2 separate regions of the Homo sapiens genome follow, and region 1 is linked to region 2. Evidence: chromatin loops called from intact Hi-C (ENCODE). Cell type or tissue: endothelial cell of umbilical vein. All regions are shown on one strand. Each heading gives the region's core, and the rest is flanking DNA. Links, peaks and the distances in the headings are about the cores only.

What was found. A loop is a pair of places that touch in the nucleus more often than their neighbours do. Peaks named below come from ENCODE experiments on the same cell type or tissue, not always from the same donor. Only the 100,000 strongest peaks of a DNase experiment are listed, where the experiment ranks them.
Region 1: a loop joins it to region 2, with 13 times the contacts of the local background. A loop is called at or near these places in 5 of 110 quality-filtered maps.

The regions. Positions count from the first base shown.
Region 1 is chr1:227,992,816-228,003,444 of GRCh38, reverse strand. No RefSeq gene overlaps it. Among named protein-coding and RNA genes, the nearest start is that of WNT3A, 8.9 kb to the left of the region's middle. RefSeq lists silencers at 3,796-3,845, 3,886-3,945. In endothelial cell of umbilical vein, for the core only: a CTCF peak has its summit at 3,899; a DNase peak (open chromatin) is centred at 3,894.
Region 2 is chr1:227,476,478-227,487,106 of GRCh38, reverse strand. No RefSeq gene overlaps it. Among named protein-coding and RNA genes, the nearest start is that of ZNF678, 82 kb to the left of the region's middle. In endothelial cell of umbilical vein, for the core only: a CTCF peak has its summit at 5,387; a DNase peak (open chromatin) is centred at 5,346; H3K27me3 peaks cover 174 bases.

The DNA.
Region 1 (10,629 bases), core at 1,920-6,919, 520 kb before region 2:
CAGTGAGCTATGATTGCATCACTGCACTCTAACCTGGGTGACAGAGTGAGACCCTGACTCTAAATAAAATAAAATAAAATTAAATTAAATTAATCAAGAAAACAACTTATAGTCATTCTTTGCCCAGCTCCTCAGGCTAAAATAAATACCTAAGAGCTTTGTTTATTAAGTAATTAGGTCCAACCACTTAATGATCAGTAGCTATTTGAAAAAAAATCATATCAGTTAAAAATAAATGAATCATATTTTTATTTCATCCTCACATAACTGCAGTTACTGGCCCTCCAGAAGCAACACTCTCACTTCTTGTTCAAGGTCCTGGCTCTCAGGCCATACAAGGAGATGTTCATGCAGGACAGGTGACCCTCAAACAACACAGGTTTGCACTGTGTGGGTCACTTATACATGGATTTCTCCTGCCTCTGCCACCCTGACACAGCAAGACCAAGCCCCGCTTCTGTCTTCCTCCTCAGCCACTCAATATGAAGGCCACTAGGATGAAGACCTTTATGAGGACCCACTGCCGCCTCATGAACTGTGAGTCTGGCTTCTTTTCTAGGTTTTCTGAGCAGGAATTTCCTTTCTCCAGCTGAGTTTATTGTAGGAACACAGGGGATAACACATGTGGCATGCAGCGTATGTTCTGACTGACTGTGTGTGGGATCAGCAAGGCTTCTGGTCAACAGGAGGCTGTTAGTAGTTTCGTTTTCAGGGAGTCAAAAGTTATACTCAAGTTTTTGACTTTGCAGGGGGTTGGTGCCCCTAACCCCCATGTTGTCCAAGACTCAATTGTACTTTCTTTAAAACAAATTTTTTTTGCAGGGACGAGGGCCTTACCATGTTGCCCAGGCAGGTCTTGAACTCCTGGGCTCAAGTGATCCTCCCACTTTGGCCTCCCAAAGAGCTAGGATTACAGGCGTGATATTCTGCAACACCCTGGGAATTTGCTGTGGCGTCCCAGGGTGCCTTAGCACACAGTTTGGGAACTGCAGCTGGAAAAACAGCAGCCAGGGCTGGGCCTGAGATGCACAGGTCAGCCAAACAGAGACAAGGAAAATGACGTGGCCACCTGCTTCCCCAAAGCTGCTGTGGTGAGACAGGGTCTCTGGGCCACAGACCTGTCTGCCTCCCACCTCCTGTCTATGGCTGTCCTGTCTTTCTATCAGTCTCTGTGTGTTTTCCTGTCACAGCCGATGAGCCCTCCTGCACAGTTGTGAGTTGCTCTTCCTGTCTGCAGCCCCTCTCTACATTCCTTGTCTGTCCCTCCGCCCCGTCTCCACCTTTGTTGGCATTGTTCAGCTCAGGCACTGTGGGAATTACCTCCTCCGCGTTAATATCACCATGAGAGCCCCCGTGGACATTACTGATGTGGGTATGTCCTGGCAGGGCTTTGCAGGTATGGCTGTGAGCTCAGGGCTGTCTGTCTTCCTGTGGGTTACCTGCCCTCTGTGGGAGGCTGTGTGTGGGGTCTACATATCCACAGCTCTGGGTTCCTGCTGTGTATTTATTCAGACCGGAGTCTGTGGCCTCCCCGTGGCCCCTGCCCAGGGCAGGTCCAGCCCACAGAAGTTGTTGCTCTGCCCCCTTGCCGTGCACGCCAGTCACAAAGCAGGATGGCGGGGGCACCATCCCCGTTTCCCCCTCACAGTGGCACACCACTGCACTGCTTGTCTCAATGAGCATCTCCCACTAGCCCAATCTGGTTACCTGTCTGCTTCTTACCATTGCCCTGTATCTATCTTTCTGAGCTTGCCGTTATATTTATATTTTAAAAGACTTTTCTCCTCTCCAGCCCAGATCTCTTATCAAATTTCCACTTTCCTTCAGTTCTCCGGAAGGTTCTTTTTTATTTGTTTGAGACAGGGTCTCACTCCGTCGCCCAGGCTGGAGTGCAGTGGTGCCATCATAGTTCACTGTAGTTTCTAACTCCTGGGCTCAAGCAATCCTCTTGCCTTGGCCTCCCAAACTGTGGGGTTACAGGGGTGAGCCCCTGCGCCTGGCCTCCAAAAGGTCCTTATGGTAAATGTGGGTTGTCAGATGAGATGATTTCTTGAAGGCTCCTGGAGCGGAGTGATGACAGCGACTACCATGCCCACTGTAGGCCCACTGTGTGCCCGGTGATCCACCAAGCACTGTGTGGTCAGAGGGAAGTGAATTTCACCATGTTCTGGAAGTGGAAAAGGCTCAGTGAGGCTGAATGAGGAGGCATAGCCGCCTGAACCTCCTGGAGGCAGCACAGCAGGGCTGGGCTCTCTCCGAGGCTCACCATTTGTAGAGTATATGTTTCCCTCCAAGACTGGAAGACCGACTGCAGGACTCCAACTCAGAAGGCCATCCTTTCCTGGCTCCAGGGCAGAAGATTGCGCCAGGATGGGGGGCATGCTCGGGAGTCCTTGTAGGCAATGAGGGGGGTAGGTGGACACGAGCCGGTCCTCATGAGCTTGCCTTTCTGAGCTGCCCTGTGGGACGAGGGCAAGGGGCCCAGTGGCCAGACTTCCTAGAGAGTGCATTTGCAGGGGCTTGGGGCACCTCTTTGGGAAATAATTCAGTCTGTTTTGAGACATCACTCTCTCCTCGGGTGTCACCCCTTCAACTACCCATCTTAGAGTTCCATTTTGACCCTTCACCAGATCCCACCTGATGAAAGCAACTGGAACCTTAGGTCAGCCTCTCCTTGTATGGAAAGAGTGGGCTCAAGGCAAAGTGGAAGGAGCAATGGGCCCGCAGGAAAGACCCTGGTCTCCAGGTCCCAGCCTCCAGGGATCCTTCCATACCCCCACACTGCTTTCTTTCCAGGAATGTCTGTTGACTCAAAGCCCTTCGCATGCTGTGCTACGAACGCCACCTTTGAGAAGGCTGACGCATGATGGTTGTGTGAACATCCCTTCACAAATCAAACCATGTGTGTTCTCACAGGCAGCTCTTGGATGCCATAAAAGTCAACTCTGGGGTCCAACAGGCATGTCTTTCTCAGTTGACACCCCAGCCATCCACCTCCTAGCTCCATGCTGTCCTCTCTCCCTTAGGGCATGATGTAGGAGGCACACGATCTCATTCTCATTGCAAGGTGACTTCTTGGACCTGCTCTCCTTGCAGGTGGCCTGGTGATATGTGGGGAATTGTGGACCTCCCTATGAGGAAGAGAAGATGGAATCTGGGAACCATGGAAGTAGGGCCATCAGCCTCTCCCTTTAGCCATGTGGTTAATCCTGGTTGATCCCATGAAATGGCCATGAAATGCTGGAATCATCCAAACACAGAATTATAGGATGCAGGGGAACTGAGTCAGTAGAACCCTCTGATCTTAGAATCTTATGGTTCTTCAAGCATGGACCCATAGATGGAGAGTCTTAGAACCATAAGAAAATCAAATTTGAGAATTAAAAAAAAATCACAATGGGCCAGACAGGTAGTTCATGCCTGTAATTCTAGTGCTTTGGGAGGCTGGGGCCAGCAGATCTCTTGAACCCAGGAGTTTGAGACCAGCCTGGGCAACATAGTGAGACTCCGTCTCTATAAAAAATTAGCTGAGTATGGTGGTATGCACCTGTAGTCCCAGCTATTCAGGAGGCTGAGGTGAGAGGACTGGTTGAGGCCACAAGTTCGAGGCTGCAGTGAGCCATGACTGTGCCACTGCACTCCAGCTTGGGTGACAGAGAGAGACCACTACTCAAAAAAAAAAAAAAAAAAATCACAGTATCATGGAGTTCTGGAATCCTGCAGATTAATTATCCAGAATCCTGGTTCCCAGGCCATAACTTACTTCCCTGTGAAATGAGGGCAATAGACTCCCCAGACTTTCCTGTTGGGAAAGAGCTAAGTTTTGCTGCCACAGCAGCTCTTAGGGACCGGTTGGTGGCTGCTTGCTGGAGTTCCGCTTCTGGGCCAATACTGCCACCAAGTGGAGATGCCAGAGGAGGGCGGCACTGAAGGGGTGCCTGGGTCCAATCTTCCCCTAGAGGCAGTGCCCCTTCTGGGCAAGGTTGTGGGTGACATGAGCGGCGCCTCCTCCCTAGCCCTTGGCTGTCCTGCAGCCCAAGTGGGATTTTACATTGTGGGTATGACCTCTCTCATGGGAATAGTGGTGACCACAACCCCTGCTGAAACCTGCATGACCCAGCTGATCCCTGAGACCACAGGAGATGCAGTGTCACCATCTTTGGAGCATAAGCCAGAGCCAAGGCTCAGAGGCCAAGAGCAAGATTCACAGGGCTGCTGTTCACACATGGGCCTGGGCCTGGGCAGCTTGACAGTCACGCTCCTCCTGTCCACCCCCATCACCCAGGATCATGGGTCTTGGACTCCCTCATCACTGGAGATGCTCTCCTTCACTCTGGTTCACCCCCAACTTCACCTTTAGGGCCTCCCCTTGGCCTTGAAGATCCTGAGCTCCAGGGACATGGTGGGATTTTTAGAACATGATACAAGTAGTGAGTGCAGGTGGTTTATGTGGGAACATGGTTCTAGGGAACAGGAGAGTGGGGGGAACAGGTGAAGAGAAAAAGCCATTGGGGTATCCATTGACTGCCATCTTCCCTGGTCGAAGAAGCTGGGGCCCACTGTCCCTGGCGAGGCACAGGAGACATGGCTCCAAGGAGACATGATGTTTTGTTTCTTACAAGGCCAGTCCATCAGCCCCTTTGTGGGCTTCCTCCCTAGCATCCACCTCCTGCACACCCTTTCTGACTGTCAACGGCACCCTACTGTCCCATTTCATGGAGGGAAATCGAGGCCATCAGCTTCTGTGTCACAACCTGCAGTCTCTGCAGAGAGTTTCTGTCTCTCCCTCCTCAGAGGGTTGCTGAGGTTGTCCTCCAACCCAACGGGTCCAGAAGCTTCCTTGCTGGTTCCTTCCTTGCTGTTCCTTGCTGGTTGTCCTCCAGCCCAGTGGGTCCAGAAGCTTCGGCAAAGCATTTGTTCCTGTTCTGTCCAGGTTCTTCTCATATCAGGCTCAGCAACCACCTCCATACTCTCCTAAATCTTCCACCTGCCCCCTCTACCTGCAGCTTCCTCTTAGTCCAGAAGCTATCAGCTATTTAAAGTGGTATTATTTCTTTCCATTTCCATGTTTTGTTGCAAGTGCTGACTTTTAGTACATTGATGTTGTTTCCTGCAACTGTCCTAAGTTCACTTATTAGTTCCAGCAGACTTATTCTTTTTTGTAGATTTGTTGGCGTTTTCCATATAAACAATTGTGTTACCTGTGAATAAAGACAGGTTACCTCTTCCTTTAAATTCTAGATGCCTTTCATTTCTTTTTCTTGTCTTATTGCACTAGCTAGAAACTCCAGGACAGTGTCAAATAAAAGTGGTGAGAGTGGATGTGCTTGTGTTGTTCTTGATGTTTAGGGAGGAAACACACAGTGTTTTATTAAAGTGTGATGTGAGCTGAAGTTTTTCATAGATGCCACTTATCAGGTTTAGGCAGTTCACAGCTAGTTCTAATCTGCTGAGAGTTTTTATATAAATATTGGAATTTATTAAATGATTTTTCTGCATCTATTGAGACAATTATATGTTTTTATTTAGCCAATTAATATAGTGAATTGCATTAATTTATATTCAAATATTAAACTAACCTTGCATTCCTGGGATAAATCCCACTTGCTCATGGTGTATCATCCTCTTTATATATTGTTGGATTGGATATGCTAAAACTTGGTTAAGAACTTTTGCATCTATGTTCCTGAGAAGTACTGATCTAGAATTTTTTTTCCTTATAATGTCTTTGTCTGATTTGGGCATTAGGGTAATTCTGGCCTCATGAGATACTCATGAGTATTTCCAACTCTTTAATTTTCTGGAAGAGTTTGTGGAAATTGTTATTATGTCTTGCTTAAATGTTTGGTAGAATTCACCAATGAAGCCATCTGGCCTTTAAGTTTCTTTGTAGGAAGGCTTGTAACCACAATTCAGTTCTTTAAATAGCTATAGAACCATTTTGTTTATTTATTTCTTGTGCGAGCTTTGGTAGTTGATGTCTTTCAAGGAATTTGTTCATTTTACAGAAGTTGAATTTATACACATGTAGATGTTTATTCCTGTTTATTTTTTAATATCTATAGAATCTGTAGAGATGTCACCTTTCTAATTATTGAGATTAGTCATTGTCCTCTCTCTTTTTCCTGGGTTGTCTGGATAGAGACAGAAAGCCCATGGGTTGAGCCTGTCTATGGTCTTCCTGAGTTCCTGGCCTATGAATTTTGGACATGTTCAGCCTCTACAAATGCATAAGGCACTTCCTTGTGATAACTCTGTCCTGCCTTCAGGGACTCCACTTACATCTATGTTGGGCTGCTTGAAGTTTTCCCATAGCTCACTGATTCTCTTTTCATATTTGCAGTCCTTTTTTCTATGCTATGTCTTCAAGTTCACTAATTTTTTCTTCTGCAGTGTTAAACTGCCATCAATGCCATTCAGTGCATGTGTCTGCTCAGATATCATAGTTTTCATCTTTGGAAGTTTGATTTGGTGCTTTTAAATATCTACTCCTTCTCCACACATAACATGCTCCATCTTTCCTCTGCCTTCTTGAACATGTGGAAGCACTAGAGGCAATTTTTTGATGTGCTTGTCTATTAATTTTATCATCTGTATCATCATGTTTGTTTCTATTGCTTGATTGATTTTCCTCCTCGTTCATGAGTCACATTTTTCTTCTTACTCACATGCCTAGTAATTTTTGATTAGATGCCAGACATTGTGAATTTTACCTTACTTGGTTCTGAATACTTTTGTATTCTTATAAATATTTTTCAGCTTTATTCTGGAATGCAGTAAAATTACTTGAAAACAGTTTAATTCTTCTGAGGCTTGCTTTTAAGCTTTGTTAGGCAGAACCTAAGCAGCATTTAGTCTAGGGCTAATTTTTCCCCAGTACTGAGGCAATACCCTTCTGATCATTCCACCTGATGTCCTATGAATCACTAGATTTTTCCACTCTGGCTGTTGGGAAGACAAACTGTTGCTGGCACTGTGTGAGCTCTGAAGATTGCTTCTCTAATTCTTTGAGGAAGTAGTTTCATCACATGTGTGCACTGGCCAGCACTCAGGTAGATACACTGAGGAACCCTTCTGAAAGTCTTGGGAGCTCTCTCCATGCAGTCACTCCTCTCTGGCACTCTGCCTTGTGAACCCCAGCCAACTTGAACTCCCTGGACTCAGTCCTCCTCCCTGCTGCAGTGTAAACTCTCTCTAGACAGTGTGGCTAATGCAACTGAGGAACTTAGTATTGAATTTTAAGTTTAATGAATTTCAACTTAAATGTAGGTAGCCACGCATGGCTGGTGGCTACTGCCATGGATGGCTCAATCTCTAGTGCAGCTGGTAGAGAGCCTGGGATGAGAAGTCTCTGCTCTTCCTTTGGGAAATGAGCTCTGCCCTCTCTGCAGTCAGGACATGTGTGAGCTCAGCTGGCTCTGGTCAGCCTGGAAAACCACAGTGGAGAGCTCACCTGTCTATCACCTGTCCAAGGTGGGCTTACGTTTTCCTAGTTCAAGCTGGGTGCTATGATTTGAACATTTGTCTCCTCCAAAACTCATATTGAAATGTAATCCCTGATGTGGCAGTATTGAGAGGTGGAGCCTTTGAGAGGTGATTGAGTCAGAGGGTCTTGCCCTTGTGAATGGATTAATCAATTCATGGATCAGTGGATTAATGGGTCATCATGGAAGTGGGACTGATGGCTTTATAAGAAGAGGAAGAGAGACCTGAGCTAGCATGCTCAGCACCCTCCCCATGGGATGTCCACTACTTCCTTAGCACCCTGCAGAGAGTTCCCACCAGCAAGAAGGCCCTCACCAGATGCACCCCCTTGGTCTTGGACTTCCCATCCTCCAAAACTATAAGAAATAAATTTTGTTTTTTTAATAAATTACCCAGTTTCAGGCATGCTGTCATAAGCAACAGCAAATGGACCAAGATTCAGGGTTTTGCAGCAGAGTTAGCAGTTACCCTTCACTGCAGTACGGCAGATGCTTAGCTGGGCTTTGGTCTCCAAAGAGCCCCCTCTTCTAGCCCAGTTCTGTCAGATCTTGACTCAGAAAATAGCACAGTTTTCAGACCATCATAAACTCAAGGGGAGCCATTGTGACATTGGAAAAATAGACACTAATTCCACACTTCCAGCCTCCAGGGTCTTACTCTGTCCTAGGCAGTGCCATGGAATAGAAAATCCCAGAATTCCAGCCCAAACGCCCAGCCTCACATCTCACTGGTGGGCAAACCAGTCCAGAGAGACTACGGACTTGCATCCAAACATAGCACATAGTGATGGGGCCTGGACTGGAGCCCCCTGTGCCTCCAGACCCTCCATCCTGGCCGGCTGGCCTGTCCCCCCCACCTCTCTGCATGTTCTCTGATTCTATCTTGCTTTTTGTCTCTGCTCCCTCCCTTTCTTGCAGGGCTTTCCCTCTTCTCTAGGTACCCATTTTGGCCCTTTCCAGAGAAGACAAACACAAGGAGAATCCCATCTTGTGTTCACATGCAAGGATACGCTCTGGACATTTTTGTCCTATCTGGTCCATCTCCCCATCTGCCTCCTCCCCTCCGGGGTGACTCTGCTTTTACAAGCCTGTAGACAGAGATGGTGGAGAATGCCTCCGGGGGAGAGACACTACAGGGCGGGGAGAATCTCATTCCTCAGGGAGGGCTTGTCAAATGAGTCCTGGGGCTGCTAACAGGCAGCTGTGTTCTTCCTTCCCTGAAGGCCTTCTTAGGACAAATTCCTCAAAAGTGGGACAGTTGGCCCCAAGGTGTCATGCACATTGAAGATTTTACTACATATCATTAAACTGACATTCAGAAAGAAACCTCACCAATGGCATGAGAACAACTGTCCCCACCCCTCCACCTGACTGTCTAATCTTTGAGCAGCCTGGTCTCTGAGTCAAAGGACCAAGGAATGAGTGAATGCTCAGGGCCTGGGTGGGAGGTTAGGTTCCTACTGAGGGATGGGTGGGTTCCCACAAGGCAGGGTCTTGGGAACTTTGATACTTACAATAACAACCATTGAAATCAAGACACTACCTTGACCTATTACTGCTGTCTAATTGTCACAGCAGTTCAAGGGTGACCAGTTGTCCCAAAAAGCCTTGTTTAGAAAGAGTGTCTTGGGCCGGGCGTGGTGGCTCACGCCTGTAATCCCAGCACTTTGGGAGGCCGAGGCGGGTGGATCACGAGGTCAGGAGATCGAGACCATCCTGGCTAACACGGCAAAACCCCGTCTCTACTAAAAATACAAAAATTAGCCGGGCGTAGTGGCGGGCACCTATAGTCCCAGCTACTTGGGAGGCTGAGGCAGGAGAATGGCGTGAACCCGGGAGGTGGAGCTTGCAGTGAGCCGAGATGGCGCCACTGCACTCCAGCCCGGGCGACAGAGCGAGACTCCACCTCAGAAAAAAAAAAAAAAAAAAAGAAAGAGTGTCTTGGTCAGAATCATGCATTGCATTTAGCCGTCATGTCTCTTCAACCTCCTCCAGTGTGGCTTATTGGCCATTTATGTATCTTCTTTGGAAAAATGTCTGTTCAAGTCCTTTGCTGATTTTTAAATTGGTTTTTTGTTGTTGAGTTGTAGGAGTTATTTATATATTCTGGATATTAATCCCATAGCAGATATATAATTTGCAAGTATTTTCTTCCATTTTGTAGGGTGCCTTTTCATTCTGCAGTCAACACTTGCTGTTTTCTATTTTTGTTTTCTTCATAGTGACCATACTAACCGAGGGCATGCCAACCCTTGCATGGTTGAAAATCCATGTATAACTTCTGACTCCCCCAAATTTAACTACAGAAGCCTTGCCAATAACACAAACAGTCAGTTAACACATATTTTGTATATGTATTATATACTGTATTCTTACAATATAGTAAGGAGGAGGAGGAAGAGAGGGCTTGGTCTTGGTGTCTCAGGGGTGGCAGAGGCAGAAGAAAATCTGAGTGTAAGTGACTCATGCAGTTCAGATCCATGTTGTTGAGGGGCCAACTGTATATATCTCATTCATATATATACATAATATATATTACATTTATATATACATATATATATATACACACATCACATTTTTATATATGCGTATATATAACTTTTTTTTTCTTTTTTGAGACAGAGTCTCACTCCGTCGCCCAGGCTGGAGTGCAGCGGTGCAACCTCGGCTCACTGCAACCTCTGCGTCCCAGGTTCAAGCAATTCTCCTGATTCTCCTGCCTCAGCCTCCCAAGTAGCTGGGATTACAGGCACATGCCACCACGCCCAGCTAACTTTTGTATTTTTAGTAGAGAGGGGGTTTCACTATGTTGGCCAGGCTGGTTTCAAACTCCTGACCTCAGGTGATCCACCTGACTCAGCATCCCAAAATGTTGGGATTACAGGCGTGAGCCACTGTGCCCAGCCAACATTTGTATATATGTATATGTCACATTTGTGTATATATATCACATTTGTATATATCACATATCACATTTGTATATATACTATATATCATGTGCGTGTGTATGTGTGTATCCATTCCTATGTCAACTGATATTTAGGTTGCTTCCACCCCTTGGCTACCGTAATTAATGCTGCAATGGACATGGATGTGCAAATATCTCTTCAAAATCCTGTTTTCAGTTCTCTGGATCTATACCCAG
Region 2 (10,629 bases), core at 3,293-8,292:
GTACCCCCACTGTATCTAGGAAGTAACTAACTTTCTTTTGACTTTACAGGCTCATAGGTGGAAGGGACTTGTCTCAGATGAGACTTTAGAGTATGGACTTTTGAGTTAATGCTTAAATGAGTTAAGACTTTGGGAAAGCAAAATTGGTTTTGAAATGTGAGAACATGAGATTTGGGAGGGGCTGTGGATGGAATAAGATGGTTTGGCTCTGTGTCCCCACCCACATCTCACCTTGAATTGTGATATTCCCTATGTGTCAAGGGTGGGACCAGGCGGAGAGAAATGAATCATGGGGGGTGGTTCCCCCATACCGTTATTATGTTGAGTGAGTCCTCATGAGATCTGATGGTTTTATAAGGGACTTCCCACTTAACTTGGCTCTCACTTCCCTCTTGCCTGCCACAATGTAAGACACGACTTTGCTCCTTCTTTACCTTCCATTGTGATCTTGAGGCCTCCCTAGCCATGTGGAACTGTGAAACCATTAAACCTTCTTTCCTTTATAAATTACCCTTATAAATTACCCAGTTTCAAGTATGTCTTTATTAGCAGCATGAGAAGAGACAAGAAGTCTCATATTGACCTCAAGTTTATGCCAGTTTTTCCACATCAGCTTTCCAAGACAGTCCCTGGTGTGGGGCTTATAAGATGCCATGGAGATTTGTGAAGTTAATATCTACTTTTATTGTGTGGGTGCTTTATAAATTAGAGCCCTGGAGAGGAATAGGTGTCAAAGCTACTCCAAACCTCTAACATATAAACATCTAAGCCTGGCCCTTTTTTGGTGGTGAAATATATATAACATTAATCTTACCATTTTAATCATGTTTAAATGTACAGTTCAGTGGCATTCAGTATACTCACATTATTGTACGACCATCTCCTTTATTCATATCTACAACTTTATTATTATCCTAAAATGAAACACCATCCCCATGAAGAAGTCATTGAATAGAAGACTGATGCATTTGACTCCATAAAAATTAAAACTTTCTATGAGAGAAAAATGCCTCAAAGTCAAAAGTCAACAGACTGGGGAAATCTCTAACATATATAACAGACAAAGAGCTAATTTGGGTAATGTATATATAAAGCTATCATAAATTATTAAAAGACCAGCAGCAAAATTGAAAAATGGACAAAGAATGTTGTATTAGTGCATTTTCATGCTGATGATAAAGACATACCCAAGACTCAGCAATTTACAAGAAAGAGGTTTACTGGACTTAGTTTCACAAGGCTGAGGAGGCCTCACAATCATGGTGGAAATTGAAAGGCACGTCTCACATGGTGGCAGCAGGAGAGAGAATAATAGCCAAGTGAAACAGGTTTCCCCTTATCAAACCATCAGATCTGATGAGACTTATTCACTACCACGAGAACAGCAGAGGGGAAACTGTCCCCATGATCCAAGAATCTCCCACCAGGTCACTCCCACAACATGTGGGAAATATGGGAGTACAATTCAAGATGCGATTTGGGTGGGGACACCAAGCCAAACCATATCAGATATAAAGAGACAGTTCAAAGAAAAATGTAGATTTTTAAATACTTGCTAATTTTTTTACTGTGGTAAAATAGGCATAACAAAGTTGACCACTTTAACTATTTTGAGGTGTATAATTTAGTGGCATTAAGTACAAATACATTGTTGTGCAACCATCACCACTATCCATTTTCAAAACTATTTTATCATCCCAAACTGAAACTCTATCCATGGAACAATAACTCCCCATTTCCCTTCTTCTCATCCCCTGACCCCCACTATTTTATTTTCTATGTCTATAAATTTGACTACTCTAGGTACTTCATATAAGTGGAAGCATACAGTATTTGCTTTTTTGTCTGACTTATTTTACTTAGCAAAATCTTCTCAAGGTTTGTTGTAGCATTTATCAAAATTTATTTTTAAGGTTGAATATAATATATCATTGTATGTATTGACTATATTTGCTTACCCATTCATCTATAGATGGACATTTTGGTGGTTTCTACACTTTGGCTATTGTGAGTGCTGCTATAAACATGGGTGTGCAAATATCTGTGCAAATTCCTGCTTTCAGTTCTTTTAGGTATATACCCAGAAGTAGAATTGCTAGATCATATGGTGATTACTGTTTTCCATAGTAGCTCTGCCATTTTACTTTCCCACCAGTAGTATGCAAGAGTTCTGACTTCTCCACATCTAGCATTTGCTGTTCTCTGGGTTTTTGTTGTTTGTTTTGGTTTGTTGTTGGTTGTTTTTTTTATGGTAGCTATACTTATATGTGTCAGTTGGTATTGCATTGTGCTTTTGATTTACATTGTTCTCATGATAATTGATGCTGAGCACCTCACCTGTGCTTACTGGTCATTTGTATATCTTCTTTAAAGAAATGTGTATTTTAAAACCTTTGCTCATTTTTAAATTTGATTTTGTTGTTGTTGTTGCTGAGGTCTTTATATAGCCTGGATATTAATTACTTATCAGATATATAATGTGTGGATATTTTCTCCCCCTCTGTGAATTGTATTTTCAATCTATTGATTGTATCTTCAGACACACAAAAGGTCTTAACTTTAATAAAGTTATTTTTATGTATTTTGTTGTTGTTGCCTGCACTTTCACTGTCATATCCAAGAAATTGTTGCCAGATTCTATGTTATGAAACTTTTTCCCTATGCTTTCTTCTAAGGGTTTTATAGTTTTAGCTCTTACAATTAGATGTTTGATCCATTTTTAATTGTTTTGTACATGGTGTAAAGTAAGGGTTCAACATCATTCTTTTCCATGTAAATATCCAGTTTTTCTAGCACTATTTAAAAAATACTGTCCTTTCTCATTGAATAGTTTTGGCTCCCTTGTTGAAAATTATGACCAATATTGCCTTGGTCTTTATGTCTGTCTCTATGCTGGTACAACATTTTTTGGGTACTGAAGCATTGTAGTAAGTTCAAAACCACGAGGCGTTAATCCTCTAACTTCATTTATTTTAATATAGATTGGGACTCTTGGGTTTTTTTGAGATTTCGTCTGAATTTTAGAATAGGTTTTTCTACTTTTGCAAATGTTGGGATTTTTAAAGGAATTTCATTGAATCTGTAGATGACTATAGATAACAATGACATCTTGACAAGGTTTTGTCTTCCAATCCATAAACACATAGTGTCTTTTCATTTGAGTCATCTTTAATATCTTTCTGCAATGTTTATAGTTTTCACTGTACAGGTTTTTCATTACCTTGGTTAAGTTGGTTTCTAAGTATTATTTTGATGGTATCATAAATGATATAGTTTATTGTTATTGTAGAAATACAAATGATTTTATGTATTAATTTTGTATCCTGCAGCTTTGTTGAATTTTATTTATTGCTTCTGACAGTTTCTTTCACAAAAACTATAGGATTTTTAATATACAAGTTTATATCATCTGCAAACAGATACTTTTACCTTTTCTTTTTAGTTGGAATTTTTTATTCTTTTTCTTGCCTTATTGCTCTAACTAGAATCTTCCATACTATGTTAAATAGAAGTGGTAAAAGCAGGCATCCTTGTTTTTGCTCTTAGGATAAAAGCTTTCACCATTATGTTAACCGTGTGTTTTTTTTTTTTAATGTATAACATGTTAAGGTCTTTCCTTTCTGTTTATAGTTTCTTGAGTATTTTTTATGAAAGTGGGTTAAATTTTGATAAATACTTTTTTCTGCTTTGGTTAAAATAATCACATTTTTCTTTACGTTTTTTTCTTTTCTTCTTTACGTTAATGTGATATTACATTGATTTTTATGTGTTGGAGCATACTTTTACTTCAGGAGTCAATTATACTCATTCATGTTGTATAATCCTTTTAATGTACTGCTAAATTTAAATTGCTAGTATTTTGTTGAGGATTTTCGCATCAGCATTTGTAAGTGATGTTTGTCTGTAGTTTTCTCGTGTTTGGTGTCTGGGTAATACTGGCCTCATAGAATGAGTTAGAAAATGTTACCTCCTCTTCAAATTTTTGAAAGAGTTTGAGAAAAACTGGTATTAATTCTGCTTTAAATGTTGGGTAGAATTCAACAGTGAAGCCATCTGGTCTAGGGCTTTTCTTTGTTGCTGGGTTTTTGGTTACTGATGCAATGTTCATACTGAATCTCCTTGATGAATAGGTTTATTAAGCTATTCTATTCCTGATTCTGTCTTAGTAGGTTTTTTGTTTCTAAAAATTTGTTCATTTTATTTAGGTTATTCAATTTTTTTGGTGTACAGTTGCTTATGGTACTCTCTTATATCCTTTTTCACTCTGTAAGTTTGGTATAACTCATTGAAGTTATAACTTCTCCAGTAGCCAATTATTTCAAAGGCCAGACATGTACTCCTTAAAAAATGACTAAAACTGACAGCTTGTAGAAAGCCATAAAAATCTTTATTGTACTGTGTTGTTCTGGTAATACACTTGTAAGATGCTTGCCAAAAATAAATACTGGAAAATACTTTTCAATTTCTCAAGCAGATTACTGCAACAGTAACACATCAAGACTTATTCATTAATAATGAAAAAATATGAATTGTTATACTGAATCTGGATAGAAAAACTAGGTAGTTTTATACCTATCTTCATTATCTGTACAATGTTACCTTTCAAAATATTTTTAAAGTGTTAACTTTATGGGAAAAAATGAGGTATTTGAAAACGGTTAGAAAGTTTAACAAAACCTTATAAACTCACATGTCTTTTACTGGGATATCCTTGAAGATCTGACAGTTTTCCACTTTGTACAGCTTGATCATGCATAATCTTGGAGGCAAAAAGAATGACTCCCAAGGAAATCCTTTTCCAGTTAGATGGACAAATGTCAATTTCAGCATAAGTCAAGATCCTTTCCAGGTAAATTTGCAAAGAGAGCACTGATGTTTTATTTTAGTTCAATTTAGCTGCTGTGATAAGAATGCATGAATGATAGATTACTTCTGTTTTTGGCCAGAAAATAAATGCCTTTTATTTTTATATTCTTCAGATTTTGCTTAGTCAGCCAAAGCAAGAGATCAAATCACAGTTGTAAGTCAGATGTCTCTGCCATCTACTCTGTCCTTAGAAATTTCCAGTCCAATTTTGATCACAGGAATGACTGGACATCTCAGCCAAGGGTATCATGAAGACAGAAGGAGTCATTACCTTCACACCCATAAAAGGCAGCACATGCATAGGCCCAGTGTGCATTAAAGTTGTTAAATGAATACTTCAGTGCCCACCTTGTGCAATGTGTTGCTATATCTAGTTTGCAGGTAGATAGGAATTTCACAGGTATGTCATGCTTGATTGTATAAAACCCAGGGGATACTGAGTACATTGCTATCTTCTCCTTTTCACAATAACTAATCCTTCTGTGGCGCTAGCTTGAACAGCTAGCCAAGAGAGCCTCCCAGTGGCTGCTGTGCAGAACAGCATGACACGTTCAGGTCTTTGGGGCCATAAGATGTTTCCATATTCAGTGCCTTGATAAGGAACACCCGCGTAGAGAAGGGCCCTTCTCACAGCCCCTAGTTTTCCTATCCCCACAATCACTTCATGAAAATTTATTTTCTGATTTGTTTTGTTTTGTCTTTAGAAGGAGTCTAGCTCTGTCTCCAGGCTGGAGTGCAGTGGTGCGATCTCAGCTCACTGCAACCTCTGCCTCCCAGGTTCAAGAGGTTCTCCTGCCTCAGCCTCCCGAGTAGCTGGGATTACAGGCATGTGCCACCATGCCCAGCTAATTTTTGTATTTTTAGCAGAGACATGGTTTCATCTTGTTGGCCAGGATGGCCTTGATCTCCTCACCTCGTGATCCACCCACCTCAGCCTCCCAAAGTGCTGGGATTACAGGCGTGAGCCACTGCACCCAGCTTATTTTCTGTCTTACATCATCTGCAACATTGTCAATTCTGTTGGCTTAAAGGCAGTAACAGCTGTCAGTCTCTGATCCTTGGGATTCCCTAAACTTGCCAAGCAGTTTGTGAGAAAATCTCATGAAGTATTTTACATCTATCAAACATCTACCTGCAAAGAATTTGGTAAAGTGAACAGTTGAGTAAAGGTTATGGAGGTAAGCCGTGAGGTGTTGTTACCTCAAAGGGTGCTCTGCAGAAGCATATGGTCTATATATCATTTGAACTATGTATCAAGACAAAAGGAAAACAGTTCATTTTATGAGAGCTTATTGTCTGAAGGTTATCAGATTGGCAGCTCAGATCTGACAACGTTCTCCAAACCCAACTGTGTTTTCAAAACAGTTCATTTTAAGAGTTTGTTTAGTATCTGAAAGTTAGGTTGGCAACTCAGATCCGGCAGTGTTCCCCAAACTCAACAGTGTTTTCAAAAACAAAATGGCTCTTGAACACAATGTATTCTTAGATTCTTCTCCCTTGCACCCAAACTCCACACTCTCAAGTATCCTAAGAATGAACCTCCTGCCCCAGGTTAATGTTCTATAGATATTAGAGAGCATTGAAACAGCACTGGCAAGCCCTCAACTGCCTGTTGCCTTTACTGCTAAGCTGGTAACCTGTGGACACTCATTGATACCACTTGCCTTCCTGGGTCAATGAGAGAGAGTTCCTTTTTCCCACTATGCCAACTCTCTTATCAGTGTGGTTGATCCTGTCCCACTTCCGCAGAACACTGTTCCCGCAATCACCTCTTTTTGAAGACTTTCCCTCTGCCCGAAATCTTCCCCAATATGACTGTGTTTCCTTTATTCTCATCCCACTCTCCAAAACTCCCCCAGAGATGTCCTCATTTGCTCACAGCATCATGCCCTGGTGCCCGCTTCTCACCTCCCATCTCTCCTTAACCAAACCCACCTGGCCCCTGCCACCATCACTTTCCAGAGACTCCTCATGCCAAGGTGCCCAACCTTCACATCTGCAAACCAGAGCTCTTCATCCCAATGCTCCACTCCCCAAGCCTTCCCTAATCTTGTACAGGGCATTTTTATTTTCCCCACTTGTGAGGCCAGATACATACATTTGAATTGGCTTGTTCCAATCTGTGTGCAACTCCTGCTATGTCTACTTTCACTGGTAGGCTGCATATTTTTGATTCTGTGCTGCCATTTTTCACTGCTCACCTGTATCATCCTAGTTGCTTCTTTTTATTATTATACTTTAAGTTCTGGGATACATGTGCAGAACGTGCAGGTTTGTTACATAGGTATACACGTGCCATGGTGGTTTGCTGCACCCGTCAACTTGTCATCTACATCAGGTATTTATCCTAATGCTATCCCTCCCCTAGCCCCCCACCCCATGACAGGCCCTGATGTGTGATGTTCCCCTCCCTGTGTCCATGTGATCTCATTGTTCAACTCCCACTTATGAGTGAGAACATGCGGTGTTTGGTTTTCTGTTCCTGTGTTAGTTTGCTGAGAATGATGGTTTCCACCTTCATCCATGTCCCTGCAAAGGATATGAAATCATCCCTTTTTATGGCTGCATAGTATTCCATGGTGTATATGTGCCACATTATCTTTATCCAGTCTATCATTGATGGGCATTTGGGTTGGTTCCAAGTCTTTGCTATTGTGAACAGTGCTGCAACAAACATGTGTGCATGTATCTTTATAGAATGATTTATAATCCTTTGGGTATATACCCAGTAATGGGATTTCTGGGTTCAAATGGTATTTCTGGTTCTGGATCCTTGAGGAATTGCCACACGGTCTTCCACAATGGTTGAACTAATTTGCACTCCCACCAACAGTGTAAAAGTGTTCCTATTTCTCCACATCCTCTCCAGCATCTGTTGTTTCCTGACCTTTTAACGATCACCATTCTAACTGCTATAAGATGGTATCTCATTGTGGTTTTGATTTGCATTTCTCTGATGGCCAGTGATGATGAGATTTTTTTTCATGTGTCTGTTGGCTGCATAAATGTCTTCTTTTGAGAAGTGTCCATATCCTTTGCCCACTTTTTGATGGGGATTTTTTCTTGTAAATTTGTTTAAGTTTTTGTAGATTCTGGATGTTAGCCCTTTGTCAGATGGATAGATTGCAAAAATTTTCTCCCATTCTGTAGGTTGCCTGTTCTCTCTGATGATAGTTTCTTTTGCTGTGCAGAAGCTCTTTAGTTTAATCAGATCCCATTTGTCAATTTTGGCTTTTTTTTGCCATTGCTTTTGGTGTTTTATCATGAAGTCTTTGCCCATGCCTATGCTGAATGGTATTGCCCAGGTTTTCTTCTAGGGTTTTTATGGTTTTAGGTCTTATGTTTAGGTCTTTAATCCACCTTGAGTTAAGTTTTGTATAAGGTGTAAGAAAGGGATCCAGTTTCAGTTTTCTGCATATGGCTAGCCAGTTTTCCCAACACCATTTATTAAATAGGGAATCTTTTCCCCATTGCTGGTTTTTGTCAGGTTTGTCAAAGATCAGATGATTGTAGATGTGTGGCATTATTTCTGAGGTCTCTGTTCTGTTCCTTTGGTCTATATCTCTGTTTTGGTACCAGTACCATGCTGTTTTGGTTACTGTAGCCTTGTAGTATTGTTTGAAGTCAGGTAGCATGATGCCTCCAGCTTCAATCTTTTTGCCTAGGATTGTCTTGGCTACATGGGCTCTTTTTGGTTCCATATGAAATTTAAAGTAGTTTTTTCTAATTCTGTGAAGAATGTCAATGGTATCTTGATGGGGATAACATTGAATCCATAAATTACTTGGGGCAGTATAGCAATTTTCATGATATTTATTCTTCCTATCCATGAGCGTGGAATGTTTTTCTATTTGTGTCCTCCCTTATTTCCTTGAGCAGTGGTTTGTCGTTCTCCTTGAAGAGGTCCTTCACATCCCTTGTAAGTTGGACTCCTAGGTATTTTATTCTCTTTGTAGCAATTGTAATTGGGAGTTCACTCATGATTTGGCTCTCTGTTTGTCTATTATTGGTGTATAGGAATGCTTGTAATTTTTGCACATTGATTTTGTATCCTGAGACTTTGCTGAAGTTGCTTGTCAACTTAAGGAGATTTTGGGCTGAGATGATGGGGTTTTCTAAATATACAATCATGTTATCTGCAAACAGAGATAATTTTACTTCCTCTCTTTCTATTTGAATACCCTTTATTTATTTCTCTTGCCTGATTGCCTTGGCCAGAACTTGCAATACTATGTGAAGGCATCCTTGTCTTGTGCCGATTTTCAAAGGGAATATGTTTCCAGCTTTTGCCCATTCGTATGATATTGGCCATGGATTTGTCATAAATAGTTATTATTTTGAGAAATGTTCCATCAATACCTAGTTTATTCAGAGTTTTTAGCATGAAGGGGTGTTGAATTTTATCAAAGGCCTTTTCTGCATCTATTGAGATAATCGTGGTTTTTGTCATCGGTTCTGTTTATGTGATGGATTACGTTTATTGATTTGCGTATGTTGAACCAGCCTTGTATCCCAGGGATGAAGCCAAATTGATCATGGTAAATAAGCTTTTTGATGTGCTGCTGGATTCGGTTTGCCAGTATATTATTGAGGATTTTTGCATCGATGTTCATCAGGGATATTGACCTGAAATTTTCTTTGTTGTTGTTGTTGTTGTTGTTGTGTCTCTGCTAGGTTTTGGTATCAGGATGATGCTGGCCTCATAAAATGAGTTAGGGAGGAGTCTCTCTTTTTCTGTTGTTTGGAATAGTTTCAGAAGGATACCAGCTTCTCTTTGTACCTCTGGTAGAATTTGGCTGTGAATCTGCCTGGTCCTGGGCTTCTTTTGGTTGGTAGGCTATTAATTACTGCCTCAATTTCATAACTTATTATTGGTCTATTCAAGGATTCAACTTCTTCCTGGTTTAGTCTTGGGACTAAACACATAAAACTAGTATGTGTCCAGGAATTTATCCATTTCTTCTAGATTTTCTAGTTTATTTGCATAGAGCTGTTGATAGTATTCTCTGATGGTAGTTTGTATTTCTGTAGGATCAGTGGTGATATCCCCTTTATCATTTTTTATTTTGTCTATTTCAGTCTTCTCTCTTTTCTTCTTTATTAACCTGGTTAGTGGTCTATTTATATTGTTAATCTTTTCAAAATCCAGCTCCTGTATTCATTGATTTTTTTGAAGAGTTTTTTGTGTCTCTATCTCCTTCAGTTCTGCTCTGATCTTAGTTATTTCTTGTCTTCTGCTAACTTTTGAATTCATTTGCTATTGATTCTCTAGTTCTTTTAATTGTGATGTTAGGGTGTCGATTTTAGATCTTTCCCACTTTCTCCTGTGGGCATTTAATGCTATAATTTTCCCTCTAAACACTGCAGTAGCTGTGTCCCAGAGATTCTGGTATGTTGTTTCTTTGTTCTCATTGGTTTCAAAGAACTTATTTATTTCTGCCTGAATTTCGTTATTTACCCAGTAGTCATTCAGGAGCACATTGTTCAGTTTCCATGTAGTTGTGTGGTTTTGAGTGAGTTTATTAATCCTGAGTTCTAATTTTATTGCACTTTGGTCTGAGAGACTTTTTGTTACGATTTCTGTTCTTTTGCATTTGGTGAGGAGTGTTTTACTTCCAATTATGTGGTCAATCTTAGAATAAGTGCAATGAGGTGCTGAGAAGAATGTATACTCTGTTGATTTGGGGTGGAGAGTTCTGTAGATGTCTATTAGGTCTGCTTGGTCCAGCGCTGAGTTCAAGTCCTGAATATCCTTGTTAATTT